Regions from separate parts of the Homo sapiens genome. Here region 1 is linked to region 2. The links are chromatin loops, found by intact Hi-C in ENCODE. Cell type or tissue: chondrocyte. All regions are shown on one strand. Each heading gives the region's core, and the rest is flanking DNA. Links, peaks and the distances in the headings are about the cores only.

Region 1 (15,012 bases), core at 4,742-12,741, 360 kb before region 2:
TCCTCTCTCCACTGCATTGTTTCACTGGGCTCACCTGCTTCTGAAAACGGCTCCCTGTCTTGGGCTCTAATGAGGATCTGGGGTTGGGAGAGGCTGTTGGTCTGAGGGCAGTAATCACAGGCTGCAGGCTAGAGGGGGCAGTTATGACTGCCTGAAAGTGGGTGAGGGATTGCACTTCAGAAAAACATCTAAAAAACTTAGTCTATGTTTGAATTCCCCACCTCCATCCCATCTATGGGAAGAGCCGTTCAGTGTTTAGAGAGTGGGGAGATGGGTCCCTGCACTTGGCCTCTCCATAAGCCTTGGAGGGTCAGGGCTGATACCAGGGGTCCTGGCAAGCCATTGGGCAGAGACAGACCACAAGAGCAGGGCATTTTTTTACGCTGGGCATACATATGCACACAAGCATGCACAGAGGCATGTCCCGTGCCCAGCCTCTCCACCGTCACTGTCCGCTGCTGGCTGGAGGGGATGCAGGGGTAGTGTATGCAGACCTTCCACTGGGCAAATGCCATGTGTCAGGAGGGAAAGGCCTAGGAAGCCCCCATGGGGAAGGTTCTGGATTTATTCCCTCCTCTAAATGCTATAAATACGTTAGCACTTGAGTCGACTGGAGGCTGCCAGGAATTCAGGATGCATACAGCTGTAATTTAACCCAGAGCAGCTCCACGTGAGAGCATTAAAGATGTAATGAAGATGTTTACATGGAGAGTGTGTGAGCCTGTGACGCTTGGGGTGTGGAACCCTAGGAGGGGCAGGATGGGTGAGGGGCTGTGGGGGGCCTGGGGATAGTTGCTTGGATCACAGCTATGAGGTGGCACCCCAGGTTTCTCTTGAGCCGTCTGAGGAAATGCCTCTGGCCCTGACTTCGAGGTTGCCCTGGGGCTTCATTTCCCAACTGTGGATTGGGGTCCCAAGGCCTGTCACCCCCTAGGGTGGAAAGGTCAACTGGACAGGACCTTGTGAGACCGGAGGAGGAAGGGGGCTTGAGCCCCAAGGGCCCCGACGGGGGTATGGCACCTCGGGACCCAAAGGAGCTGGGTCTGAAACATGAAAGGAAGCAAAATAGTGTGGCTTTTTCTGGAGCACAGGGGTGCAGGGGAAGGGTGGGGGGTGGGAAGCCATTAGGGTCATCTGTGTGGAATCCACCCGCAGGGTTCAGAAGGGTTTGGGGGAGAATGACACTAGGGTGACCAGCCATCCTGGTTTTCCCAGGACTATTCCAGTTTTAGCCCTGAAAGTCCCACAAAACCAGGACTCTAAGTGACATCTAGGCTCTCCCCAGAGAGCTGAGCCTTCAGGCCAGCGTCATGGAAATAAGGGGCGGGCGAGCCCCCACTCCCCCAGTTCCACGATGGAGGGCTGAGCTAGAGGAAGGGGCTGGGGGACAGGGCCTTAGGTGAGGGGAGGGCCACGTGCCCATGAGCCAACGACACTGGGGTCACAGCTCAGCCTGTCAGTGATGGCCTTGATCTTTGGAAGAGGTCTCCTCCCCTCAGCAGATTGGCAGGATCTGGAGGGGCATGGAGTGAGAGGAAAGGCGGTGGTGGGCTGTGTCCTCCCACCCTGTTGGGTGGGCCTTCAGCCCAGGGATGTGGGAGCTTCAGAAGATCCAGCGTCTGGGGGATCCTGAAGAAAAGGGGCCTGTGGAATAAGGCTGGCTCCCAGGGACCAGGACCTGGATGGGGGCTCCAGGAGAACCCCAGTGCCCATCCGCTCCTGCTGCCTGCCCCATGCCCCTCTCCTGCGGGGTGGGCTTGGCTAGACGATGTGCACAGGGCAGCTGTCTCTGTGGGTGCCAGGGCACATGTTCACACCTCTTGTGCCCTCACAGGCACCTTCTCCCCCTTCCACCCACCTTCTGCCCTCTAGCTCTTATTCCCAGTCCTGCAGGAAAACCAAGTTCCCAGCAAGTTCCCAGGTCTTCCAGAGTGTGGGGTCAATAAATATTGGGGTGAAAGGTTCTGGTTGGTGTGTCCTCCTTGAGGCCTTGAGGCTGGTGTGGTCACCACCCTCAGCCAGGCAGTGGAATGAGATGGAGTCACCTGCCTGCCTCACTACTCCTGGAATTGACTATTAAATGGAGCCCTTTGAGAAATGCCCCCTGCCCGACAACACACACACACACACACACACACACACACACACACACACACACACACACACACACACACACACTTCCATAAGTAAAACCCTTCCTTGGGAGTAGCAACCAGGGCTTGGGCTCAGAAGCTGGGCAGTTTGCGGTAGGTGGTATCTGGGTGGATGCGGCTCGGCGCCTTCAGAGGCCATCTTCTTGTTTAATAAAGAGAAATGTCACCTTCGAGCCAAAGTGAATGAAATAATCCCATTGCCTGGCTCCAGGCAGACACTGGGGACGCCTACAGAATGTAAAGGAAAGTTCTTGCGGGGGAGGGCCCAGAAACTCCAGTAGAGCAGCTTGACCTTGCTGTGGATTCCTTCCAGAAACATTGCTAAGCGTCTATCATGAGCCTGGCACCACGGTCCTGAGGGTGAACCAACCTAGACTCTGCATTTCCATTTTAGATGGAGGAGACAGATATCAAATAGGAAAAAAGATGTGTGTGTATGTGTGTGTACACACATAACACACATTGTTTAGGTCTATATATCTCTATATCTACATCTGTAGGAAAAAGAAGGTGGGGTGGGGGCAGGGTGTGCCTAGGGATTTTATAGGCTGAGGGCAGACACCCCACCCCATCCTGCCCAGCTGCACCCCTCAGCAGGCCTCAGTGTGGAGAGCCATGGTCAATGATATCTGGGGGAACCCTAGGAGATGCTGTTTTGACATCCCCACACACCTTGTCCTCTGAGGGCTCAGGACAGGGGGCCTTAGTCAACCAGGGGACACTCTAAAAGGCCAGAGTTGCTGAGAAAAGAACAAGAAGTATGTAGACATCAGCTGCAGGGAAAGGAGGAAGGGAGGGGGAGAGCATGGAGACCCCTTAGGTGGGGTGGGACTAGGATGCCATCCCACCTGGGCCTGGGTCTGCCTGTGGCACCTTCTCTCACCTCCCCTCAGCCATCAGAGCTCCTTGGCAGCAGTCCCTGCCCCCCTCACCCTAGGTGCTTTGGTCCTGCAAGTGGAAGATCAGGGCAGGTGTCATTGCTCCCCAGGAACAACTCCCTGCCCCTCTCCCCCAACCCAAGGGAGCTAAGGGAAGGGCAGCAGGCATACAGGGAGGAACAAGAAGTGGGTGTCCCCTCCCCCATCCCAGAGAAAACTCTAGGGCTACAGCCTTCAGCCCAGGAGAGGGTCTGTCCGGGAAGCAGAGAGGGGGGCGGAGCTGAGACCCATCTGGGAAGGGGGTTTCCTTTTCCCAGCCCCTGGCCTGGGGAAAGCAGTCTGTGTCAAAGAGACCTTCTGCTGGGCGGAGGAGGAGGACCTGCTTCTCAGGTCTGCCCTCAGCTTTCAAGGATCCCCCTCTCTCTCAGGGTTCTGCTGGGAAGGTGATCCTCTGGGAGCCTGGGGCCAAGGTTTCTGTCTGGAGATGTTACCCTGAACTCAAATCTGCAGACAGGGGAGGGAGGTCTAGAGAGTCTTTACTCTGAGGCCAGGGGGCCCCCTCCCTGGCCTCACCCAGGGGATACCAAGGCCTTCAGTAGTCCAGGTCAGCTCTGATCAGTCGATCACAGCCTGAGCCAGATGTTCACATTTTGAGCAAAATCTCAGGTAGCCCATCACACCATTTAACTTGAAAGCAAAGTGAAAAATCACACAGGGGCCTCCCTGGTGTCTCCCTCATGCCGAGTCCACAGGAGGAATCAAGCAGTTTCTGTACGCTCAACCGTGAGCTTGGAGGTGAATGAGGGCTTGCTGCCCTTGAGAGCCAAGTCTGCTGGGTCAGAGAAAGTCTGCTGACTGAGTTGCTCCCAATCTCCAAGAGTTGCATTCAGGGAGGCCTGCCTGGAGGAGGCAGAGGAGCAGGCACCAGCCACCTTCACTTTCTGCCTGACTCACCAGGACCTGGGTTGCAGGCCAGGATGTTGCAGCCTCTGCTGCCCATTCTGTGGGTGTGGCCGTCGCTGTGACAGATGTGGCACAGGCTGTCTAGCAGTGGAACAGAACAACAGAACCCAGTGAGAAACATTCTCTACCCGTGGGGTTTCCCAAGAAACCCAGTGGAGTGCTGCTTTCTCTCCCAGCAGGCACAGCAGCATCCAGGAGGTGCCACACTCCTGGCTGATCCTCCTGTGGCAGCAACACCAGCTTCCCTTCGCTGGGTTCAGCTCGTGGCCCAGCAGAGCAGCCCCTCATTCCCAGCCTGGGGAACCCAATAACATAAAAGCCAGTCCCACCAAGGGGTGTTAAGAGGGCAGGTCACCAGTTAGAAGCCACCAGGCCTGAGCTGCTGGACGGCCCCAGTGGGCCAGACCTGCAAGAGCTGCCCAGCCCCGTTTACCCATGAGGAACTGGGTGGTCAGAGGGGCTGAATGAAGTGTCCATGATTGCCTCACTGTGTGGGGCTTTGGAGCCCCATGCTATCTGCTCTTCCCACAACACCAAGGGAAAAAGTGAGGTTGGCAGCCACTTGGCCCCTTACCACAGTTCTTGGTACCAACTTCAGGCTTGCCCTGCCTGAGGAGTTTGGGGGCTGCAGAAGAAGATGGCCCCATGGTTCCAGCCTGGGTGAGCAGGCAGAGCAATGGGGAGGGGAGTTGGGGTGGAAGCTTGAGAAAGAGCAGGTCCTGGGCCATAGAGGGAGCAAGAAATGGGGGTGAGGGGGTTGTTCCTCGGCAGTCTCAAGGTTCAGGCCCCAGTCCTGAATTTGGCATGAACTGACCAAACCAGGAGGGAGGATCTGTTCCCTCCCCTGGCCCTCCATTGACTCATTTGTAAAATGGGCAAAGCAATCCTGCCCCTTTTTCTGCCCAGGCACGGGGAGGTGGGAGGCAGGAATTGCTTGGATAGGGTTTAAAAAGGGAAGGCCTAGGTGGAGACGGGAAGGGGTTAGGGGCTGTCATCTGGGCCCACCTTCAGCCTGGCCAAGCTCCAACAAGGCTCAGAGTCACTAGGTGCTTCCCCTTCACTGGGAATCTTGGAGAGACAACCTGGGAAAAAGACAACGATTCAGAGCTTCTCCAGCCACACCAAATATAACTGCTTCCCAGGCCCCGAAGTCTCCCAGGTCTAAAGTGGAGGGCAAGGATTGTCTCTCAGGAGGGGTCCTTGGAGGGGGATTTGGATGAAGTCTCCTTGCGGACCTCACATCTTTGATTTTGGAGAGGGCAGGGGGTCGTGGGTATGAGAAGGAGGGCTGCCTGATGCTCCTGGGCACCACCTCTGCCCATCTGTCCTAGTGACAGAAGAAGACACAGTTCAGCCAGTGGCTGGAGCTTGGGTAAAGCCTGCAGTCCAGCTGGAGGGGCTGGCAGGGCAGGGACCTGGTGCACCCTTCTACCTGGGGTACACCATTGCTGGAAGCCAAGGCAAGTGGGGGGCTGTCCCCTGTGCCAGAGCCATCGGCAGGGAAGGCACGGAGAACACACAAAGCCCCTGGCTTCAGGCTACCCTCATGGGGACTTTCCCCGGGATGTCCCTCACCTGTGGCTCTCCCTGATCCCTCAGGCTCCTCAGCCTTGGCCCCTTCATCTTCACCTTCTCTTTGAATTTTGTCCTGGCCAATGTTCTCTCTTTACTCTAAAAGAAGGCAAGTGCCTGGGCTGGTCTAAGCCCTGTCTGAGTCCCTAGTCCCCACTTGGACTTGAGCCTATGCCTGTCTTGAGCCTGGTACCCTGAGAGGGGCTGTCCATGGGGATCTCTACTCCTACCCCACCGCACAGTACCTACTGCCTGCTGTGTACCCCCTCCCATCATCTCATTTAATCCCTGTGACAAACATTAGCCCCCTCTTACAGAGAAAGCACAGCGGGGCTCAGAGAAGCAGTGAGACTGGCCCAGGGCCGTGCAGCCGCGAGGCAGGGATGGCAGGTCACAAGGGCAGAGCTCGGGGAGAACCTGAGCACAGGGCCGGCTCCCTGCACATAGCTGGCACCCAGGAATGTCGCCAATTTCACAATCCTCCAGGCCATTTTCTGACTAAGTGGTCTTGCTCATGGAGATCCCTGTCAAAGAGATAGGACCGCTAACCTTGGTCCAGGTGGGGAGGGCGAGGCACTTGGCAAATGGGACTCCCCAAACCTGGGCTCCTCAAAGAGCAGCAGAGCCCCTCACCCCAGGAAGCCTCATCCTGACCACCTTTTGGCTGATCCTGGGACCCTAGAGCTCCCTCTTGGTGTACTGCCCACCTTGAGGTTTCTTCCTGGCTATGGTTTCCCATGGCACCTTTCTGGATGCTAGTGGGATGGAGGCTGGTTTGAGAGTTCAGTCCAATTCTATCTACCTCACCCAGGACATCTCTTGTGTGCTGGACTGAGAGCCCTGTAAGGTGGCTTTGCACACAGGCCCCTGTATCCCCAGCCAGGAGCGCTGCCAGGCATGTATAACAATTCCATACATGCACTTCCAGGGGCTCCAGCCAACAACTCCGGAGAGCTGCCAGAAAGGCCTTGGTAGTGGACCTTGGGCTACCTCGAGGGCCAGAATCTGGTCCTAATAAGTTACCCTTGATTGGCGCCATCTGGCACCATCTCACTTTATTCTCAGTAGCCCCTGGGAGGGTATACGATCACCCCTATTGCAGGGGAGGAGACCCAGCACCCAGAGACTGAGGGCATCAGACTCAGAGCCAGGAACCTGGCCCTTCTCCCACACCATTCTAGAAAGGAGCTTCAGATAAGCCTCAGAGACTGGGGGTGCAGGGGCCTGACAGGGCACCCAGCAGGCACTATCCAATTCACTCCCCAATCTACACGCCAGCCTTCCATGCCAACCTGTTCTGCCACCTGCTTGCAGTTCCAGGCACTGCCACCCTCAGGCAGGTCACCTGTCTGGTGGCCCAGGGGTTCTGTGGTCCCATCCTCAGATCTCTTCTCTGCACTCGGCCTCTCCCACATGTGGCATGGAGAGCAGCCCCCAGACTGCAGGCCCTGATGTGGGGATCAACTGGCAGGGACAGGACTAGGCCAAGTGAATGAAGGGCCTAGGCTTCAAAATTTAAGGAGCCACTCACTTTCGGGTACTGACACTGCACTTTCACCAACGTTAATGTGTGTGCTTCCTTAAGTCTCATGCCCTGGATACCTCACTCACCGGAATCTCAGGCCCCTCCCCAGCTGAGGCCCAGCAGGCTGATATTAAACCCCTACCCTCCTCCCGCACCCTGCTAGCAGGCTGGAGGCCCCAGAGGTCCAAGGAATGAGAGTGTGGGCCAAACCCTGCCCCAGCTGAAGCTCATCAGGAAGCTCTTTACCCAGAGGAGCCTGAGAACACCAGATTATGAGAGATTTAAGGGATTTCTCAGCGGCTCGATAATGGGTCAATAAAAATGACACTCTGAAACTCCAGGTGAAGGAGGCAGGAAGATTCCTGCTATAAATCCCTGCAGATGAGTCAGGCCCAGAGTCTGTGGGCGTGTGGACCTCCTGGGGCACTCACAGACAGAATCCGAGCCCATTTAATTCCCCAGCAACCCACAGAGTGGGCACCCCTTGTGCTCCCACATTACAGACGGGGAAACTGAGGCACAGGGCAGTAGGGTTGCTGAGCACAAGGCAGGGCCTGAATTTGGTCCCAGGTGGGTGAACCTGAGTTCACACCCCCAAAGAAGGAAAGAATATTCTCTGAAGACAGAGCTGGCTTCTCCTGACACCACTCATTTATTCTCTTCACACATTCCTAGCTCTTCTACAGCAGGCCCTCTGCTGGGCTTTGGTGCTGAGGGGCACCCAGTCGGTTCTGGACTTGGAAGAGACCCACCAGCAGGAGAGCCAGGATGGCAGCATTGACAGCAACGACAGCACCCTCAGGAGGAAGTGACCAGAGAGGCAGCTGAGGACAGGGGACTCCAGAGGAGCTGACACCGCTGCCTGGGGGCGAGGCAAGGCTTTCATCTGCTGGGCCTTGTGCTGGGTTTGATAAAAGGTGGCAGTGGATGTTTCAGGCTGGGCAGGGGGCAAGGGGTGAAGGACGTGAACTTCCCCACAGCCAGGACACTAAGATGGTGACCTCACCAGGTGAGTCCTGCGGGCATGGAGCGCCCGCATGGTGCTGGGCCAGCACGATGTGCGATACTCATCCTGCCTGCTCTGCTGGGGCCCTTGTTGCAGACGATGGTGTTGGGTGGGGAGTGGATCTGTTGGACGCTGCTCTGTAAGAGCCACTGGGACAACAGGTGCTGCTGAATGACTCCCCCAGAGAGACCGCACCCGCCTCCACACCCTCCAAAGGGGCCCAGGAGGCCCGTTCCCATCGCCCAAATGGTGACCATCCCAAACCTGGGTGGGTGGGGTGGGTGCAAGTTTCCTTGGTGGAGGAGGCAAGGGCACACTGTTTGGGGCCATTCTGAGTGTGAACACCAGGTGGCGGTGCAGACCCAGATTATTAGGTGGGAGTAAGCAGGGGCTTGCCTGAAATTTGGCCTTGAGGCTTTTTTTAGGGGCCTGGGGTCTGGGAGGCTGCTGCATTGGAGCTGTTTGCTTCCTCCCTGCCAGAAGCAGGTCTGGACTGGAGTTGGGTCAGGGACACTGTCTGGTCACCACTGTATCCTGAGCCTGCCACATAGTGGGTGCTCAGGGCTATTTATCAAATGGAGAATTGAATAAGTGGTTCTTGCCTCATGGGAATTAAATGAATTAATATATTAAAAGCACATGGAGAGCCATCAGTGAAAGTGTGCAGCTATTTGTATTTGTATTATGGAGGGTGGTTCTTCTCATCAGGGCCCACCTATCTGGGCTCAGTGCATCTAAACTGTGGGCCCTGCCCTGGGATTTGGACAGCCTCCACCAGCATGGGATAAAGACTGAACCCCAAGGCCTTACCACTTGATGCAGCAGCCCTGTGGGCAGCTGGGGGACAGAAGGGGCCTGTCGTAAGCACTGAGGATGACACAGGGGTCAGGCCCCTAGGCCTCACCACACAGCTTCCATAGCAGGGGGAGAGCCAACCTGCTACTGTCCCATAAGTGCTGTCAGGACTGGGCCACTGGCAGGGTTAGCTAGCCGGAGGTTAGGGAGGGTGAGGTTGGGGCATGCCCCTCAGTGGTCAGGGCCCAGGCTCTCAGAGTCATCTGATCATTCCCTCCCAGGCTTTTCTCACTGCACACATTTGCCTTCCCTGAGACCTCCACTGTAAATGCCTGTCTCATTCTTACTTCAAATCCTGGCTCCCTTCCCTGCCCACCCAAGGCATTGTGCAGAAAGCCGCTCCCAGACGCCAACCTCTCTCCCCCAGCTCCTCCCCACAGAGCTCTCATGAGCTCCGTCAGCCACCCCACCTGACTCAGAGTCTCAGTAAGGCTGAGTGACTTGTCCTAGGTCACACAGGATTTGCACCCAGCTCTGTTGAACTCCTACAGCAGGCTTGAACAGGCCTGGGTTACCTCTGCATCCCTCATGGTGGGTTCCTGAGTGTGTCACCAAGGGCCCCCTCCTTTTGGCTCCTGCATCCCCCAACATGAACAAGTGAGATGGGGACATTTGCCACCTCCAGCAACCTGGCTGTGACTGGGAGGGAGGGTAGGAGATGTACCACCTCTTCCGCATATATCATCTCCAGCAAGGCAGACAGCAGGAAACAAGCCGCTCCTGAACCAGGACTCCTGGTGATCCAGTGCAGCAGGGATCCCGGTGATCCAGTGCAGCAGGCGGCTGGACTCCAGGGAGGAGCTGCGACTGGCCCCACATGTCTTTGGGCTTCCAGAGGAGGCATGCCTCATGGCGAGTCAGCTCTGCCTCCTATAATACCATGGGTCCTGGTGCCAGGTGTCCCAGACACCCCTGTCCAAGGGCCCTGGGGCAACTGCATTCTTCTGAGTGCCCCTTGCTACATGAATGAGCTTATCTGAATCCCAGCTCAGCCACCATGCAACTCCAGGCAAGTCCCTGAACCTCTTGCCTCAGTTTCTTCATCTGTAAAATGGGGCAGGTCCTCCTACTTGATAGAATTAAGAGTTCAATGCCAGTGAGTACCAAGATATGGGAAAAAAAGTATAAAAAGAGTTCAAGCCCTAGGTTTGAGACCAGCCTGGGCAACACGGTAAGACCCCCATCTCTACAAACAAACAAACAAACAAACAAACAAACCTTTTTTTAATTAGCCAGACATGGTGGCATGTGCCTGTAGTCCCAGCTATTAAGGAGGCTGAGGTGGGAGGATTGCTTGACCACGGGAGGTCAAGGCCAGCCCGGGTCACATTCTCCACTTTAAAGACCCTGTCTCTAAAAATAAAAATAAAATAAAATAAAATAAAATAGTCCGTATTTGTAGAGGGTCTAGAACAGTGCCTGACACGTAGGAACACTAGGTAAATATTTGCTTAGTAAATGACACGCTAAAGGTCTGAAAGGTGGCCCACGGGGAACAGAGCTTTTGCAGGGGTGGGGCCTCTGAGCCACACACAGGCTCAGCCCTCGAGCAGCCCTGAGGTCCACAGGGTCTGCAGGGCCACCCAGTTCTAGATTATACTTCCCGGCTCCACGGTCTGGAAGGTCTAAACCTTAGAGTGGCCCCAAGTGCTAAAGTTGCCTCTACCTAGCAGTGCATGTGCCCTCACCAAGTCCCCCACTGCCAGGTGGGGGCAGGGTCATGGGGCAATCCCCTGCTCTACACCTGGCTTGACCTGGAGCCTCCTGAAGACACAGCCCAGACTCGGATCCAGCCTGGGAGAGGTGAGTAGGGGCAGCTGGGGCAGGTGAGAAGGATGGGACAGGGCCTGAGCTGTGGGGCCAGAGAACCCTCTGACCTGGCTCTAAGCAGCAGCCTTGGGCCACAAGGTCATGGAGTATTTTTCCACCAGGGAGGATGGGGTGAGCCCTCTGGGTCCTGAAAATTCCTGAAAACTGGTGGGTGGCTGAGGCTACTTGGCCGCTTCCCCAATCACTCCTAATACAAGAGCCACAGAAGGGCTCAGGGCCTAGGAGGGCTGGGGGTCCACAGGCTGCAGGGGATAGGCTGGCTCCTTTCCCCAACCAGTTCTCTGTCTGGCTCAGGAATGCTCACTGCCTTCCTAGTCCCCAGGCCACAAACCAGGGTCTTCTCCCAGCCCCCAGCCCCCAAGGCTAGTCGCTCTCCTCCCCACAAGACTCATAGGCATGACATAAGTACCACCTGGCCAGATTTTCCTGGGCCTCCCACCCACCCCTACCGAGCTCCCAGACACACCCTATTTGCCAATGCCCTTCTATCCTCCTACTCGGGCCTGCAAGGCTTCTTCTGAACTATGGAATGCCCCAGTCTGGCCTCCAAGGTCCTCAACCTGCTGCCTCCCATCGTGCCCAGGCCATCTGCTCAGACAGCAGCCAGTCTCCTGCCTCTGCGCTCTCTGCCCATGCCTGTGCCAGGATTACTTCCCACCCTGCCCCTGGCTGGGCCTTGCCTCCCTGCCATCTTTCCAGCTCTCTGGCAATTACCCAGGTGATTAATTTGGCAATTAATTTGGTAATTAATCATGCTTCTGCTGCTTAGGATGCTCCCTTTCTGCCAGCCAGGCCTGGAATAGAGATCTACTTGGCTTGACTTTCCCTGGGAAATGGGGTTGAGCCCTGGAGGCAGGAGAGGCGGTCCACTCTGAGTCCCATTGCCTGGCCCTGAAGCAGCCTTGGGCCAGGGGCTGCATGCAAAGGAGCCCAGGATTTAGCTGAGATAGAGACCCAGGTCCTGCCTCTGGGGAGGCCCCAAGGGTGCCCCAGGATGCACCTTAGCATTGTTTCTCAGCCTGTCTCTAGCTGCAGGAACTCACTACCCACACTGTGGCCCCAGCCCCAGCTCAGCCTTCGCTCAGCCCCCTGGTGACTTTTCCTCCAGGCTCCTGGGGGAGCTGGGCACTGGTGGAGAACCACCGTCCTGGTCCTAAGTGAGTTCACAGCCTCCTGATGCCTTGGAACAGGTCAAGTCCTTCCATCTGGTGAGACGGACTGTGCAGCCTCCTGACAGGCACCATTTCAGGCGGGCTTTGATCGACAGCAGGATTTAGTGGCAGAGGAGAAACTGAGTCCTGGTGCCCAGTGGGGTTTGCGGCCGGGTCCAACCCAGGTGGCCCTGGCCTTGTTGTGGTCTCCAATGGGGCTAGCCACCAGATGTGTAGCCCTACAGGTACAACCACCAGATGCACTGCCGGGACGGGGTCCCCGTGGAGTCAGCCCTATGGCATTGATTGAAATGCCCCCCTGCCAATTAGGAGTTTTAAAGAAATGTATAATGATCCCTAATTGGCACCCTCATTAGTTGCCAATTAAACACTTAAGCATTTCTTACAAGTTTAACACATTAATAAGGCAGCTCATTACATGGTAACGAGATTTATTTCTCATATTTATTATATTGTTTCACCACTACTGACAGCAGAGTTATTTTTTAAAAACATGGTTTCTTACTGATTACATACAGTCCCCTCCCTACCCTGCCTCGACCAACAGCTGTTCCTGCCAGTGCCCTGAGCCTTGCGTCCTGGTGGGCCAGGAGCCAGTGTCCTGGGTCCTCCCTGATTCTTTTGGTCCAGCCTCCCAGAGGTGAGTCAAGCAGGGCACCTTCTTCCCAAAGTCTGGAAGGGCCAGAGCTGGGCTGTGCAACACAGCACAAACCCGGAGGGCTTCAGGGCCAAGAGCCCTGGAGAACCTCTGTGCATTTAGCCAACCTCTGCATTCCAGGAGCACCTGGGTGGGGTGGGGGATGGGCTTCCTGCTTTCAGCACCCTGGTAGAGCCCAGTCTCAGGACAGGCACCACACTAGGGGCTGACACTGAGGGCAGGAGCACAGCAGCCAGGGGAGGACAAGGAGGTCCTTTGAGACTGTCCCCTCAAAGGGGGCAGGAGGAGGGTTGCAGATGGTGGGAACTGGGCTGAGACCAGGAACCTGGGAAAGGTTAGGGAGTCTACAGGATGGGTGGCCAACAGAAGCAGACCCTCAAAAGCAGTGGTGGGGACCAGGCACAGCAGTTCACGCCTGTAATCCCAGCACTTTGGGAGGCCGAGGTGGGCAGATCACTTAAGGTCAGGAGTTCGAGACCAGCCTCGCCAACATGGTGAAACCCTATCTCTACTAAAAATATGAAAAAATTAGCAGGGCGTGGTGGCACATGCCTGTGGTCGCAGCTACTCGAGAGGCTGAGGCATAAGTATAGCTTGAACCTGGGAGGCAGAGGTTGCAGTAAGCCAAGATCACGCCACTGCACTCCAGCCTGGGTGACAGAGCGAGACTCTGCCTCAAAAAAAAAAAAAAAAAAAAAAAAGCAGTGGTGAGGATCTGACCTCCTGACCTCCATCCAGAGGACAATGGGGAGCCACAGAGTGTTTTGAACAGGGAGAGATGTGACCAGATCTCTGGGTCAGAAAAATCAAGTGAAGGGTGGACTGGAAAGGGCCAAGGGAATAAACACAACCTCCCCATCCTGCCTGCTAAACTCCTGGGGGACTCCATTGTCCAGATCCAACTGGACGCCAGAGGGCAGAGCCAGACGAATGCCACCTGTGCAGCTCAGCTTCCTGGGAGATGGGGCCAAGAGGCCTTGGGGACATTGGCAGTGTTTGGGAACACTTACCCTTCTTCCTTTTAAAAAACATGAGGTCACCATCCAATACATATACTATACCTTGTCCTTATGGCCCTACGTGTGGCTCTGCCTCCCCCTTATTGGTTCCAGTAATTGCAGAGTATATATGGTGAGGAAGCTCCCTATCCACTCAGCCAGGCTTCCTGGAGTAGGCTGTTTCCAATCGATTACTCTTAGAAACATCATGCAGTGAACACCTTGGGCATAATTTCACATGCGTGTCAGTTTGTAAAATAAATTCCTAGAAGTGGGCAGTGCTAGGTCAAATAGTCTATGCATTTTTAATTTTGATAGATATTGCCAAATTGCTTTCATGAAGGCTGCACAGATTACATTCCAATGAGCAACTCTAAGTTTCTGATTTTCCCCATGGTCACCAGCAAGTGCATCAATCTTTCATGGCTTTGCCTATATAATTTGCATCTCTCTTAAAGAAATGAGGGTAAGCATGGGTTCAGTGGTTGAGACTTTTGGATTTCCTTTTGTGTGAACTGTATGTTCATCTTGTTTGCCCCATTTCTCAATGGGATTCTTGGTCCTCTCCTTATCAATTTATAAGGACCCTTTATATATTATGAAATTTGCATTTTTTTCCTTAACTTGTTGTTTGTCTTTAAACTTTTATTTATTTATTTATTTTGAGATGGAATCTAGCTCTGTTGCCTATGCTGGAGTGCAATGGCATGATCTCGGCTCACTGCAACCTCTGCTTCCCAGGTTCAAGCGATTCTCTTGCTTCAGCCTCCCGAGTAGCTGGGATTACAAGCACTCGCCACCACACCCAGCTAATTTTTGTATTTTTAGTAGAGATGGGGTTTCACTGTGTTGGCCAGGCTGGTCTCGAACTCCTGATCTTGTGTTCCACCCGCCTCGGCCTCCTAAAGTGCTAGGATTACAAGTGTGAGCCACCGCGCCTGGCTATTACTTTTTTCCGTGTAGAAATGTTTGGTTTTTGTGGAGTCAGGTGTATCCATGTTTTCTCTTACGGCTTTTGTGTTTTTTGTTATATTTAGAAAAGGCTAGACCAAATCAAACCTTTGTTTTTGCCTAGAGATTTTTTCTTCATTCTTTAGTCCCCCTACCTTTGATCCAGCTAGAACTGGTTTTTGTTTTAAGGTGTGAGGTAGGGGTCCAAGTGGATTTCCACCCCCAGATTATCATCCAGTGATTTCAACACCATATTTTCCCAGAGGTTATGCTTGACTGAGTTGTTGAGACTTTAGGAAGTGTATGACAGGGGAAATAGCACATCCTGTTGCCTGGTGGGTGGAAAGGGGCAAACTTTGTCAGGACACCATCCCCAGTAGGACAGGGTGAGCTGGGTGGGATTTACCTCCTGGAGGTTGAGGAAAAGGAGGTAAAGGTCCATGGGAGGAAC
Region 2 (15,012 bases), core at 3,569-11,568:
GGGGGCGTTGCCTGTGCTTGGTCAACCGCTCAGACCCCAACCCCTGTCACTGAGCCCCTTGCCTTGTAGCCCTTGGTTTTGTCAGATAACGGAGACATAACCTATGCCTCATGGGGACCCGAGCCACACTCCTCTCCTCCTCCACACTCACACTGGTTCCAGGAAAAATATGTGCCCCTATATACATGTTTTAATGAAAAAAATATATATATATTTTTTCTTTTTTTTTCTTTCTTTTTTCTTTTCTTTTTTTCTTTTTTCTTTTCTTTTTTTTTTTTTTTTGAGACGGAGTCTTGTTCTGTCGCCCAGGCTGGAGTGCAGTGGCACGATCTTGGCTCACTGCAAGCTCCGCCTCCCGGGTTCACGCCATTCTCCTGCCTCAGCCTCCCAAGTAGCTGGGACCACAGGCACCCGCCACCACGCCTGGCTAATTTTTTGTATTTTTAGTAGAGACGGGGTTTCACTGTGTTAGCCAGGATGGTCTTGATCTCCTGACCTCGTGATCCGCCCGCCTTGGCCTCCCAAAGTGCTGGGATTACAGGCGTGAGCCACCGCACCTGGCCAAATATATATATATATATTTTAGACAGTCTCCCTCTGTCGCCCAGGCTGGAGTGCAGTGGCACAATCTCACTGCAACCTCTGCCTCCTGGCTCCAGCAATTCTCCTGCCTCAGCCTCCCTAGTAGCTGGGACTACAGGCATGTGCCACCACGCCCAGCTAATTTTTGTGTTTTCAGTAGAGATGGTGTTTCACCATGTTGGCCAGGCTGGTCTCGAGACCTCAGGTGATTCTTCCCCCTCTGCCTCCCAAAGTGCTGGGATTACAGCCATGAGCCACCACGTCCAGCCTTAATGAAAACTTTTAATAATTATTTTTTCAAGAAGCAGATTTTGAAAATGGTATTGGTTATTTTTGTCTCCATTAAACCCAGGAAAATAGAATTATAAGAAATTCTGGCCGGGCACAGTGGCTCACACCTGCAATCTCAGCACTTTGGGAGGTGAGGCGGGCAGATCACCTGAGGTCGGGAGTTCAAGACTAGCCTGACTAACATGAAAAAAACCGGTCTCTACTAAAACTACAAAATTAGCCGGGCGTGGTGGTGCATGCCTGTAATCCCAGCTACTCAGGAGGCTGAGGCAGGAGAATCGCTTGAACCCAGGAGGCAGAAGTTGCTGTGCGCCAAGATCACGCCATTGCACTCCAGCCTGGCCAACAAGAGTGAAACTCCATCTCAAAAAAAAAAAATTCTGTTTAAGTTATAAATAAAATATTCAAGCTTAAAATAATGTGAGTTTTAACATACCTACTTTTACAAGTTTTTTCAACTATTTAATGTTCTGGAAAAAAATTAACCATTAAAAATACATAAAATGAGTTTAAAAGGCAACCCACGGAGTGGGAAAAAAATTTGCAAATCCTATCTCTGATAAGGAATTATTCTCCAGAATATATAGAGAACTTCTAAGACTCAACAACAACATTAAAATAACTCAATTCAAAAATGGGCAAAGGACTTGGACAGGCATTTCTCCAAAGAAGATATACAGATGGCCAATAAGCACAGGAAAAGATTCTCAACATCACTAAGCAGTAGGAAAATGCAAATCAAAACTACCAAGAGATACTACTATTAAAAAAGAAAAATAGGTCAGGTGCGGTGGCTCATGCCTGTAATCCCAGCACTTTGGGAGACCGAGGCGGGCGGATCACTTGAGGTCGGGAGTTTGAGACCAGCCTGACCAACATGGAGAAACCCCGTCTCTACCAAAAATACAAAATTAGCCAGATGTGGTGGTGCATTCCTGTAATCCCAGCTACTTGGGAGGCTGAGGCAGGGGAATGGCTTGAACCCAGGAGGTGGAGGTTGCAGTGAGCTGAGATCACACCATTGCACTCCAGCCTGGGCAACAAGAATGAAACTCCGTCTCAAAAAAAAAAAAAAAAAAATTAGCCGGGCATGCTGGCATGCAGCTGTAGTCCTAGCTATTCGGGAGGCTGAGACAGGAGAATTGCTTGAACCCAGGAGGCAGAGGTTGCAGAGCCGAGATTGTGCCACTGCACTCCAGCCTGGGCAACAGAGCGAGACCCCATCTCAAACAAAACAAAACCCAGAAAATAACAAGAGTTCACAAATATGTAGAGGAAGGGGGACCACCTGTGCACTGTTGGTGGGAATGTAAAATGGTACAGCTGCTGTGGAAAACTGTTCCTCAAAATATTAAAAGTAGGCTGAGCGCAGTGGTTCACACCTGTAATCCCAGCACTTCGGGAGGCCGAGGTGGGCAGATCACTTGAGGTCAGGAATTCAAGACCAGCCTGGCCAACATGGTGAAACCCCATCTCTACTAAATACAAAAATTAGCCAGGCATGGTGGTGGGTGCCTATACTCCCAGCTTCTTGGGAGACTGAGGCAGGAGAATCACTTGAACCCGGGAGGCAGAGATTGCAGTGAGCTGAGATCGTGCCACTGCACTCCAGCCTGGGCGACCGAGTGAGACTTCATTTCAAAAAAAGGGGTCAGGTGCAGTGGCTCACGCCTGTAATCCCAGCACTTTGGGAGACCAAGGCAGGCGGATCACCTGAGGTTGGGAGTTCGAGACCAGCCTGACCAACATGGTGAAACCCCATCTCTACTAAAAATACAAAATTAGCCAGGTGTGGTGGCACATGCCTGTAATCCTAGCTGCTTGGGAGGCTGAGGCAGAATCACTTGAACATGGAAGGAGGAGGTTGCAGTGAGCCGAGATCATGCCATTGCCACTCCAGCCTGGGCAACAAGAGCAAAACTTCGTCTCAAAATAAATAAATAAATAAATAAATAAAATAAAAATAGATTCACCATATGAGGCCGGTTGCAGTGGCTCACGCCTGTAATCCCAGCACTCTGGGAGGCCGAGGTGGGCAGATCACCTGAGATCAAGAGATAGATCGAGACCATCCTGGACAACATGGTGAAACCCCGTCTCTACTAAAAACACAAAAATTAGTTGGGCATGGTGGCGTGTGCCTGTAGTCCCAGCTACTCAGGAGACTGAGGCAGGATAATTGCTTGAACCTGGGAGGCGGAGGTTGCAGGGAGCCGAAATTGTGCCGCTGCACTCCAGGCTGGCGACAGAGAGAGACTCTGTCTCAAAAAAAAAAAAAAAAAAAAAAGATTCACCATATGATTTGCCAGTTCCATTTCTGGGTATACACCCAAAATAATAAAAAACAGAGGCTGGGAGAGAGATTTGTACACCCATGTTCATAGCAGCATTATTCACAATAGCCAAAAGGCAGATGTAACCATTCATCAATAGATGAATAAATAAACAAAGTGTGGAATATATACAATGGAATATTATTCAACCTTAAAAAGGAAGGAGATTCTGCCATATGCTACACATGAATAAACCTTGAAGACATGATGCTAAGTGAAATAAGCCAGTTGCAAAAAGACAAAGACTTCATGGACCCACACATCTGAGGCACTTAGAGCAGTCACATTCATAGAGATGGAAAGTAGAATGGTGGATGCCAGGAGCCGGGGGAAGGCAGGAATGGGGGGTTATTTTTTCATGGGTACAGAGTTACAGTTTTACAAGAGGAAAGGAGTTCTGGAGATGAACAGTTGCGGTGGTTGTACAACATTATGAATGTACTTAACACCACCAAACTATACACCGGCAAGTGGCTGAGATAGTAAACTTTATGATACATGTATTTTTAAAACTGGCAAAAAATCCCTACAAACATATAGCAACAAATAGTTTTCCCTTTGCTTCAAGCCCCAATATATCTTAGCATGCCTCTGTTTGATCCTCTGTTGGATTTTGATATTTCATTCATTGTGGGGTTTTGCATTCATTTGATTTTTAAAAATATTATCCTAATATTATTTACCTTGGTTACTAAATTTTTTGGCATCGCCTTAAATGTTGCACCCAAGGTGAGTGTGCCTCACTTCCCTCACCCTAATCCCAGCCCTGCAATTATGTTCCTGCCTCGAGGGCTTCCAAGACTCTCCATCACCTTCTGAGAAAGCCCAGGCCCTCCGACTGGCTTTGGGCACCTGTCCACGTCTCTCCTCCCCTGCTCTTGCTCCACTGAACTCCTGTGGCCATAAGCCCATGTTTCTGGGGCTGGTAGACACTACGGTCCCTGCCAGAATGAGCCTCCACCTCAAAACTCCCTCTTGATCCAAGACTGTCCCAGTGAATATTTTCCACAGCTCCTCTCTCCTCAACTCCCGTGAAAAGCCATGAGTTGGTCCCATACCCCCAAGAGTGCCCCACCTTGTCAGGCCAGGTACTTCTTCCTGGGAGGGGCCATCTTCCCACTTCATGCCCAACCCAGCACTGGGCACTTAATAAATGCCCATGACTTGTGATAATTAAGTCCTCCACCAAGAAAGGACAGCTGGAGCCTGATGCAAAGGTTTATTGCTGAGTCTGTGCGTCTAGCTGAGGGGAGTGCAAATTGTGCCCCGGCCTTGCCAGACGGAAGCTCCTTGTCCCCGACTGCAGCACAGGCCCTGGCCTGTGGACATAAGCAAAGATTTGGTGCTGGATGAGGAAGGAGGGAGCAGGGATGTGGGGACATGGGCCTTTGTCCCTGATAGTTCAGCCATGGCTCTCAGCTTCCCCTGCCAGGGAACCCTGAATGGAAGGGGCAAGAGAAGCTGCTGGTAGGGACAAGAGGGTCACCCAGGTTTGCTTGTAACCCCACCTGAGGTAGACCCTTTTGGGCACAGCCAGGGCCTTTGTCCTATCCTGAATCCTCTGGGCTGATCCAAGGGAGCTGGACTCTGTCCCCAGCCACCCCTCAGGACAGCCCAGCTATTGGCCATAGCTGGTGTCAACAGTACCCTCCCTTAACCCCTTAACACACCATCCTGTTGTCCAACCAGCCCAGGGTACTGTGTGTGGGTGGGGAAGTGGTGTGTGGATCTGCTGTCCAAGGACACAGGGAGCAGATCCTGCTGGAGAAGGCTGGAGGTTGCTCTGAGCCTAGTATTTGGGGAAGGGTCCTGCTGTGTCTCACTCTGGCACCCAAGGGCCCCCAGGTCTGCCCCCTCCCCACTAATTTATTTATGTGGGGGCCACACAGGCCAGAGCTAGCTTGGACTTTGGACCCTTTGGAGGCTGCTGGGAGGGACAGTCACTGGCTCTGGGTAGACAGGTGTCAAACTTGTCACATGGAGGTGGCAGGGTGAGCAGCTGGCCTGTGTGTGGGAGGGATATTCCCTGTCCTTGATGAAATACTGGGAGGGAGGGCTGTTTGCTGAGCCCAGGCCCACCAGGTGAGTCGTGGGCCCCCAGGGGCAGGAGAGCTGCGGGAGATTGGTCAGTTGGGCACTGCTGAGTCACCGTGAGCTTCAGCTGCCCCAAGTCCTGCCCGTTCCTAGCTGGGGCTGGCTGCTGTGAGTCCTAGAGGCCAGTGCAGCCGGGCGGTGAAGGGCAGGGCTTGGGGTTGGGGGCATGAGGCGCTGGGATACTGTGGGAGGTATGGGGGAGGGTCCGCGCCTCAAGGCTAGCAGGGCTCAGAGCTTTGGTGAGGTGGCAGGTTGGGGCCAGGGAGTCCCAGGGGGCTGATAGGGTCCTGGGGTTTGGGGCTGCAAGGCAGCTAGGGCTACCAGGTCTCAGGGTGACTGACACGCATGAATTCAGGCACCTGTGAAAAGGAAACCCAGTCAGCATCCCTGAGACCCAAAATAAATGGGTTTAGGCATTGTGTGTGGTGGGGCGGCCCTGGAAGCTGTGACACCTGAGGTCTTGGGGCGGGGCCAAAAGAAATTCAATGGGTGGGACTTGTGGGGTGGGGCGGGGCCTCTGTCGGTGGGGTGGAGCCTGAGGAGCTGGGGTGGGGCCTGGAGGCAGTAGGCTCCAGGATTTGGGGGTGAGGCTCCAGGGCCGTGGTGTGGGGTGGGGAGCTGGACGGGGCTGGGGTATTGAGGCAAGAGCCTGGAGAGGGCAGCGACCTACCTCAGAAGAGGCCACAGTCTTTGAGGTTCTCCTTGATGATGATGTCGGTGACAGCGTCGAAGACAAATTTGACGTTCTGCGTGTCGGTGGCGCACGTCATGTGGGAATAGATCTCCTTCACGTCGCGCCGCATGTTGAGCTCGAGGAACTGCACCTTGATGTAGTTGCCGGCGTCCTCGTAGGTGTTGGGTCCTGCGGGGGCGGGAGCTCTCACTCTGCTCAGCCCTTCCTTCCCCGTGCGGGGGGTGCGCGCCGCGATCGTGGGGCGGGGGCGCCGCCTGGCGGCCTTGCGGACTTCTCACCATCGTAGTCCGGGAAACAGATGCTGAGGTGCGCCTTCTTGATCTTCTCGAAGAAGACGTCCTTCTTGTTAAGGAAGAGCACGATGGACGTCGTGGCGAAGTAGCGGTGGTTGCAGATGCTGTTGAACAGGTGCAGGCTCTCGTGCATGCGGTTCTGAGGAGGGCAGCAGCTGTTGGGCACCCGGGGTAGCGTCCGACCCGCAGCACCTGCTCTCTGGGCTCCCGGGCACGCGGGGCTTCCCGCTCAGCTGGCTCTCAGAGGGCTCCCCGCACTGCCCCAGATGGGCCTGCTGAACGCCTCCGGGCCTCCTCAGGCCGCCCGGGACAGGCATCCCCTCCCGTGCCCTCCCCCAGCCCAGCGCGCGGTCTCCGCCTCCAGGGACCAGCAGCTCCTCCTCGCCCCCCTGGAACACAGGCCCTGCCTGGCACGCACCACTTCGTCGTCCTCCACTAGCACCATGTCGTAGGCGCTCAGCGCCGCGATGAAGATGATGCAGGTCACGCCCTCGAAGCAGTGGATCCACTTCTTGCGCTCCGAGCGCTGCCCGCCCACATCGAACATCCTGCGGGGCCGCGGGGGCCTGAACCTGCGCCCCGGGCCCCACAGGCAACATCCCTTCGCCCTGTGCTGGTCGGGGAGCTCTCGGCCGGGACTACCACCCTTTCTGCTGGCGGGGTATCAGGGAAGGGGCAGGGTCTATCGCAGGGATGGGGTCCCCGGGGCAGGACGGGGCCTGGGGCAGTGACCTCCTGGGCTAGCGTATGGGTCGTACCGGAAGTTGAGATCCTTGAAGGAGAACTGCGTCTCGATGATGCCAGTGGTCTTGACTCGCGAGCGCAGCACGTCCTGCTCGGTGGGCACGTAGCCCGGGGTTACCAGGCGCTCCAGGTCGGAGAGGTAGCTGCGCGAGACCCGGCCGTAGGTGGGTGGGGAGGCGTGGAGGGCCCCCTGCGCCCCGCGCCCCGCGCCCCGCGCTGCCCGCGCGCTCACTAGCCCGCCGAGTCGTTGAGCTGGTACTCCGAGGCGCGCTCAAAACAGGCCTGGATACCGGAGTCCTTCCACAGCCGCTGGATGATGTCCGACATCTCCTTGGGCATCGTGCCCTCCTCGATAGTGTCTGCCATGTGCATCAGCTTCCGGGCGTCGTCCTGGGGGCAGGGTGAGAGTGGCTGGTGGCGGCCAGGGACTCGGGCCCAGCCGCGAGCCTCGAGTCCCCAGAGGCCCGCTCAGCCCGCCTCCTGGCACACCTGGCGTGCAGAGTCTCCGTACTGGATGTTGAGTGTGGTCATGGCGCGTACGATGGCCAGGATGGACTGCAACGTGTTGCCGTAGATGATGGCGATAAACTCGAGGCACTCTTCCAGCGAGTACCCGTCCTGGTGGATAATCCTGAGGCCGAGGAGAGCAGAATCAGCGCCTCGTGGGGAAGTGGGGAAGGACCCAGACCCAGGGGCCTCGGGACAGGCAGGGGCACTCACTTCATCTGCTTGACGATGGTGCTCTTCCCGGACTCACCGGCACCTGAAAGAGACGCGGCGCCTCAGAGCTGCGCTGACCAGCCTGCCCCCTCCAGCAAGGAGGCCAGGAGGACGGGGACCTCCCGAGTTGGCAGGGTGGACCCGCAGCGAAGAGGCCTGAGCGCCAGCCCCGACCCCGTAGCCACACCTACCCCCCCATCCAAATTAAGTCCTGACATCCTGAAGTCACAAGGTTTGCAAATGCCAGGAAAGTGAAGAAAGGAAGCCAACGAGGGGACTCAACGACCTCAACTGTTCTGGGACAGGGGAGTCCCCAAGACCCCGGCACAGGCAGCCTTTATTATGCTGTGAGACTGCAATGAAGAAATCCCGGAGCGTCATCGCCACCTCGTGGGAGCCTCTGGTACCGCAAGCACTGGGTTATTTGAGGCGGGTAAACCCCTTGCATTTCACCTGAAGGGGTGCAGGTGTCTCCAGGAGGCTCAGAGGGAATTAGCTCTTTTGGGTAGGAGGGAGGGCAGAGTTGACATCCTTTCTGAGCTTGCCCCTGCGAGGGCGTTGGGCACAGTTAATGAGATTTCCGGCTTAGCCTCTCTGCCTTGGGGGAAAGTGGGACTGGCTTGGTCCCTCACCCACCTCCAGCTGGTTGACCAGACCCTGGGGAGCTTGGGTGGAGCCCCTCTTGAAGCTGCTTTTTCCCCTTGAGAGGTCAGGCAGTGACCTTGAGGCAGGCCTGGATCAGCCCCATCTCTCCTCAGTGCCCATGGTCCAGTGGACGCGGCTTTATCTACTCCCACTGGGCCTCAGTACCCGCCAGCCCCTCTGGCTGCTTTGTAGGTCTATCAGCCACAGCCCTCTGGCACCTGAGGGCCATTCGTTGTGGATCTGGGTGGTCCTAGAGGCTCCCCACTCCCAGGAGGACTATGGCCATCCCCTTCCCAAAGTAGCAGCCCAATAACGGGCTCCCAGTGAGGCTCCTGGCTTCTGAGCATTGCCTAGCAGGCGTATCAAACCAAAGGCTGCATGAAGCTTGCGGGAACCCAGCCACGGAAAAGTCGGCATCACACACCCGTGCAAGAGTGTGGTTGGCACGCACTTCTGGGGAGGGTGGGTCACCTGAGGCAGAGCCGTCTGGAGAGGGGCTTTGTGGGATGTCCAGCCCTGGGGGACTAGGACACCACCTGTCAGGCCTGGCCTTGCTTGGCCAGGGCTCCCACCCTGTGCCCTACTCTGTCACAGGCTCATACTGCTTCCCAGGGAATCCTTGCTTCACAGAAGGGCTGCCTGCCTGCCTCCAGACCAATGACCTGGTGGCAGTGGCCCCACCTGGGCCCACACCCCTACCCAGAAGCAGCAGCTTCACGGTTCGAGCATCCTTCTCAGCGTCCTCTTTCAGCTTCTTTTCCAGCTCCCTGGAGTGCTTCTCCTCAGCACTGGCCCCAGCCCCCATGGTCCCAGCAGCAGGCGAAGGGACAGAGTGAGCAGGTGGTTCTTCTGGATGGAGGGGATCCCCAGAACCTGGCCTCCCAGGCACCCTTCTGGCCCCAGGAGGACCTGCAATCAACTGGCTCTCTACGGACCTGTGCAATCCCTGGTGGGGCTGCTTAGTGGGATTTGGGGGCTAGGGGTGTCCAAGAGCCAATCAGAGACAAGGACAGGTGAATCCAGCTCAGCCCCCCCAACCCTTCTAATCGGGCTGGCATAGCCCCAATCCCTCAACCGCTGACTCTGCACTCCGGCTGTCCTTCTGTCCCCGCAACCCTCCAGGAGAGGCCCTGGCACTGCCTGGGAGTGGGGAGACATGTTCAGTAGGGTCAGGGCTGAGAAAGGGGAAGGCAGAACCTTGAGCCCTGGGGGTGAGGACAATGGAGGTGGGGCTGGCAGTGAGAGGGCATAATTGGGAGAAACATGCCTGCTGCCTGCCCGGCACCAGGCTCAGCACCACTCCTTATCTTGTTGTAAGCTCACACTGGCCCTGGAGTATGGATGCCCATATCATCAGCCTCATTTTACTGATGAGGAAGTAAAGGCTGAAAGGGTCACACAGTAGGAAGTGGTTAAGAAGGGCTGGTGACTCTGGACTGGGATTTTATGACCTGCAGGGAATCCAGAGAGAGGGAAACAGTGGGCATTGCATTCATCCCATATCACAGGCTGGAGCTGCCCCAAGGAGGTCCTCTGCTTCCAGCGGACTGTGGTGGGCATGCATATCTGCTCTGTGTGCCTCGGTGTATGTGTCTTTTTTTTTTTTTTTTCTGAGATGGAGTCTCGCTCTGTTGCTCAGGCTGGAGTGCAGTGGCGCAATCTCAGCTCACTGCAAGCTCCACCTCCCAGGTTCACGCCATTCTCCTGCCTCAGCCTCCTGAGTAGCTGGGACAACAGGTGCCCGCCACTACGTCGGGCTACTTTTTTTGTATTTTAGTAAAGACAGGGTTTCACCGTGTTAGCCAGGATGGTCTCAGTCTCCTGACCTCGTGATCTGCCCGCCTCGGCCTCCCAAAGTGCTGGGATTACAGGCATGAGCCACCGTGCCTGGCCTTTTTTTTTTTTTTTTTTTTTTTTTTTTGAGACAGAGTTTCACTCTGTTGCCAGGCTTGAGTGCTGTGACACGATCTTGGCTCACTGCAACCTTCAACTCCCTGGTTTAAGCTTCTCCCACCTCAGCCTCCCAAGTAGCTGGGATTACGGGCATGTGCCACCATACCCAGCTAATTTTTTGTGTATTTTTAGTAGAGACGGGGTTTCACCATGTTGGTCAGGATGGTCTCGATCTCCTGACCTTGTGATCCACCCACCTCGGCCTCCCAAAGTGCTGGGATTCAGGTGTGAGCCACCTCGCCCGGCCATGGGTGTGTCTTTTGCTGGCACCAAGCGAGCAATAACTTGACACATTTGTGCATGAATACCTGTGTGTACATGTGTGCCTGCATGTTTATGCCTTTGTGAGTGCATGTGCTCTTATAGGAATCACGTGCCTGTGCGCATGCTTATGTATGTGTGCACATGTATACACATGTGTATGCATGTGTGAATATGCTTTGTGTATTCTCTTCATGCACACATAGGCTTGTGTGTTTTGCAGTTTGTGTAGGTTTGCATGTGTGCACTTGCTTATACGCAGGGGTGTAAACATGCCTGTTTGTACCTGAGCATATGTGTGCCTGTGCATGTCCATCTCTGCCTGTGTATGACTGTGTGTGTGCATGCATGCTTGCAGGCGCCTGTGCCTATATGTACACTTGAATTTGGGTGCAACAAAGTCTCTAATCTGCAGAAGTGGCCAGGCTCTTCCAGAGAATGTTTTGCAGGCCTGTTGCCAGGTGGAGAAATTGCATCCCAGAGCAGGTGTAGTGTTCCCTGGGGTATGGAGGAATGGGGCTCACCTATCCTGCTCCTGCTCTGTCTGCTGTGGGTGCTCTGAGGCCTGCCTAAGATTATCTCCAGGGCCTGCCTGCCTCAGCTTAGGGGGTCTGGTGCTCTGTTCAGGTGCAGGGCTCACTGCCGGGCAGAAATTGTTCAGGTTGAGCTCCCAGGTTCTAGAGACTTCCCACCCTCAACTTCCATAGGAAAACCCAAATCTTGGGCTCTCAAAGGCTCCTCCAGGCACCCTGAGCCTCCTGGCTGGACTCTTCCCTGGAACCTGGCTGCCTTTCAGCACTCAACTCTGCCACAGACTCAAGAGACCACAAGGGGGTGCCGGGGCACCAGACACTGAGCACTAACGGCTGTCTCTAAATAGTATGCGTGGGAAGTGAATGCTGGCTCCTACCACAGGCTGGCAGCTTCTACACCCACCCTGTTGGATGATGGGGATCTGTCCAGGAGTGAGGCCGTTGCATTTCTGCCACTTTCAGCCTTCAGGCTCCACCCACCCTCCCTGACCCTGAGGAGTGAGTGGGCCCTGAGGGGTCTCTACAGCCCTTCGCACTACCCAAGTGTTTGGGGTGGTGCAGCAGCCCAGGTTTGTCAAACTAAATGTGGTTTCTACATGTTGGGTTTCTTTAAATGGAGCCAATCTACTCCCTTCCCAGCCCCCCACCTGGCTCCCCAGGCCCACCACGTGTGGCTCTAAATCCCCTGACCAAGGAGAGAAGCCAAAGTCTAGTCCCAGAGCCAGTGTTTATTAGCAAGATGGAACCCAAAGGCGGCTGTGGCCTGGGCAGCAGAAGGCCACCAGGAGCCCCCACCCATCTACCCAACTGCCCCCCAGAGCTAATTACATCCACACCCATCCCCTGAAGTGGTGGACATAAGGGAGCCCTGGGGAGCCTCTACCGGCCCCAGGCCTCTACCACGGACCCCCTCCCCTCAGAGCTGGGGCCTCCCGTCAGCTCTGCCTGGGCCTGGCCCCTCTGCTATGCTCCCAGCCTCTGAGTCAAAGTGGCACAGGGAAAGCTAAGGAGGTAGAGTGGGGTGGCCCTGCCCTGGCCAGGCGGGGAGGGGAGAAGGGGCTGAAGAGGCTGTCCCACCCAGGCAGGATGCCTCTTCTCCTATCCCCAATAAATAGAGAATAAATACCCAGGAAGGGGCTGGTCGTGGCTGAGTGCCCCCAACCCAGGCAGGGGCTGGCATCCTGTGATGGCCCCTTCTTCCCTTCTCTGTGTGCTCTTGAGGCCACCCCAGTCTCCAAAGTGGTCCTCGCATCCATGTCTATGCCACAGCACAGGCTGACAACACACATCAGAAAAGGTGGACAGTCCGTGCCCCATCCGAGTAGGGCTTGCTCCCTCCCTTTGTCCTGTAGATCTTGGCGGAGGCTGTCCAGCAGGTAGACTTCCAGCTGAGTCTGGGGACTGTGTGGTCCTGGCCTGGCCCCACCAACTGGCTGGGCCTGGTTAGGCAGGCTCTGTTTTCTGCCGTCTCTGACCAGCATGGGTCTAAGTTTTGGAGGATGCTGCCACTGAGGCAGGCTATATTCAACCCACCAATAAATACTGTCTTTGCAGGGGCAGGGTGTGTATAGAATATAGATATTTTATATATATATATATATATATATATCTTTTATATTAAAAGGGACAAGGGCTAGGCTGGCCCATGGCAGGCACAGGCAGCTGGCCTCATGTGTCCGGAGGGTGGTGCCGGCGGTTCCGGGGCTTTTTCTGGTCCTGGGGCTCAGGAGACCGGGGTGCCCCTGGAGCCTCCCTGGGGCTGGGGGGCACATGGCGCCAGTAACCCTGGCAGTACTGGTGGATGAGGCCCACTTCTGGCTGGGCCAGCAGCTGGGCTAACTCCTGGTAAGGAGGCGTTGGGGGGCCTGCGCCTGGGGGTGGCGGGGCGCTCATGGACAGTGGTGGGAAGAGGGCAGCATGGACGGCGTCCCGGCCCAGTACATGCAGCTGCACTCGTGTGACGACGTGCTTAAAGTTGTTCTCAGTGGCTGTGCAGGAGTAGAGGCCACGATCGCTGAGCTGCAGTGCACGGAGCAACAAGCCCTGCTCTGTGCGCAGGAAGCGGTCCTCTGCACGAATCTGCAGGGGCAAGGAGAGGGGGTTCAGAGGCTCTGTGACCACCCTATGGCCCTAGCCAGCAACCAGATCAGACCACCTTTGTGGCCATTCCGTGTAGAGGCACCCATGTGGGATTTCCATATGCCAGAAAAACCACATGAAGTTTCTACATAATGAGAGATATTTGAATAAGGCATCTGTACAGATTTCCATTTCAGGAGTGATGACCATAAGGAGGTTCTGTACAATGAGGAAAATTTGAAGCACACACAGAATTCCTTTTTTTTTTTTTTTTTTTTTTTTGAGACAAGGTCTGGCTCTGTCGCCTAGGCTAGAATGCAGTTGAATGATCTCGGTTTACTGCAACCTCTGCCTCCCAGGCTCAAGCCATCCTCCCACCTTAGCCTCCCAAGTAGCTGGGACCACATGCATGACTATGCCCAGCTAATTTTTGTATTTTTGGTAGAGAGAGGGTTTCACCATGTTGCCCAGGCTGGTCTCGAACCCCTGACCTCAAGCAATTTGCCTGTCTTGGCTTCCCAAAGTGTTGGGGTTACAGGTGTGAGCCACCACGTCCAGCCAGAATTTCCATTTAACGAGAATATCCAATTGGGATAACCACATAGAATTTCCACATAAACAGGGACACCTGTAGGGCATTTTCATAAAATGAGGGCCCCATAGAATTTCCACATACTGGAGCTCACTCACATGATGTTTTTGTAGAAGGTACACCCCCAATGTGGTATGCATATGGAATTTTCATGTGAACAGGCATACCCAGAAACACTTTCCATAGAATGAGGCCAATCCCAGGGAGTTTCCATGTAACTGTTTTCACTCAAAGGATTTGCATGTAGGGAAGGGAGCTTGGAAGGGGTTTCACAGCATGAGAGTTGCTCCAGATCACTCCTCTACTACATTTCACCACTGTGCAAGGACTCACATCCACGGTGCAGCACCGGGCGCAGGAACTCACCTCTCGGCGCCGGTCACCAGGATCTCGCTGGAACAGCCACTTAACAGTGGCTTGGGGCGAGCGGGGCTGGCACTCAAGGAAGGCTGCGCTGCCGGCCACGCCATACTGCACAGACTCCACGGCATTCTTGTTGGCTTTAGAGTGAGAGGGGTTGAGCAAAAGCAGCATCACCTCCGGGCAGCCTGCTGACTGCTTCGGGGCAGGCACCGAGGGGCACCCACTCACCAATGTAGTGCTCTGTGTTGATGGGGCAACTAGGGACATCCCATCTCCATTAGCCCCCACCCTCCATTAGCCATCAGAGCACCCTTACAGTGGGGGCCCTGTGAGCAGCTTCGTGGGCTGCGTGGACTTCTGCAGTGTGAGCAGCACCCCACAGTGAGGCCCAGCATACTCACCATTGGAGTTGAACCCACGGCACTGCCTGATGGGGTTTCCGTGCCGGACGTCCTGCCGGCGGCTCCGCCTGGATGAGGATAGCCCCTGAAGGAGTGCTCCCAGGAAGCTTGCCCCCCCAGGTCCCTGTATCTCCCTGACTCCAGGGCAGGGCCCTTTTTCCCCAGGGCAGTGATGTCTTACCCATAAGACTCCCCTAGGGTAATATCACATGCACCCCGGGTAATATCACATGCACCCCCAATCCCCTAGGATAGGGCCCTGGGACTGGTTGCTAAAATTCTAGGTGTCTAGGGGTCCACACCTCTTGGAGGATGCTGTATAGCGGGAGCAGGCCTGGCCATCCCAGGCACAGTAAGGGTCCCGGGCAAGGCAGCAGTCAGCACAGGCAGCCCCATACGCCTGGCAGCGGTGCAGGCTCAGGTGTGTGACACCC

The links. A loop is a pair of places that touch in the nucleus more often than their neighbours do. Peaks named below come from ENCODE experiments on the same cell type or tissue, not always from the same donor. Only the 100,000 strongest peaks of a DNase experiment are listed, where the experiment ranks them.
Region 1: it touches region 2 in a loop (4-fold over the local background); 6 of 110 quality-filtered maps call a loop at or near these places.

The regions. Positions count from the first base shown.
Region 1 is chr3:50,543,722-50,558,733 of GRCh38, reverse strand. C3orf18 (chromosome 3 open reading frame 18) reads left to right here. Exons shown (of 6, transcript NM_016210.5): 6 at 1-709. Among named protein-coding and RNA genes, the nearest start is that of C3orf18, 17 kb to the left of the region's middle. RefSeq lists enhancers at 8,325-9,263, 10,336-11,245. In chondrocyte, for the core only: CTCF peaks have their summits at 6,894 (motif pointing left), 8,250 and 8,456 (motif pointing right); no DNase peak of the experiment used is centred there.
Region 2 is chr3:50,185,915-50,200,926 of GRCh38, reverse strand. It overlaps GNAT1 (G protein subunit alpha transducin 1), which reads right to left and starts at 9,317. Exons shown (of 9, transcript NM_144499.3): 1 at 9,096-9,317; 2 at 7,752-7,794; 3 at 7,521-7,662; 4 at 7,264-7,421; 5 at 7,046-7,174; 6 at 6,706-6,835; 7 at 6,273-6,426; 8 at 5,971-6,162; 9 at 3,231-5,659. The coding sequence starts at 9,201. The coding sequence ends at 5,972. SEMA3F (semaphorin 3F) reads right to left here. Exons shown (of 19, transcript NM_004186.5): 16 at 14,881-15,012; 17 at 14,579-14,646; 18 at 14,181-14,314; 19 at 11,852-13,222. The coding sequence ends at 12,812. RefSeq lists enhancers at 5,428-5,959, 6,012-6,527, 6,516-6,575, 6,528-7,044, 7,045-7,561 and a silencer at 6,146-6,205. In chondrocyte, for the core only: CTCF peaks have their summits at 6,236 (motif pointing left), 7,936, 8,160 (motif pointing left), 11,444 (motif pointing right) and 1 weaker place; a DNase peak (open chromatin) is centred at 7,215.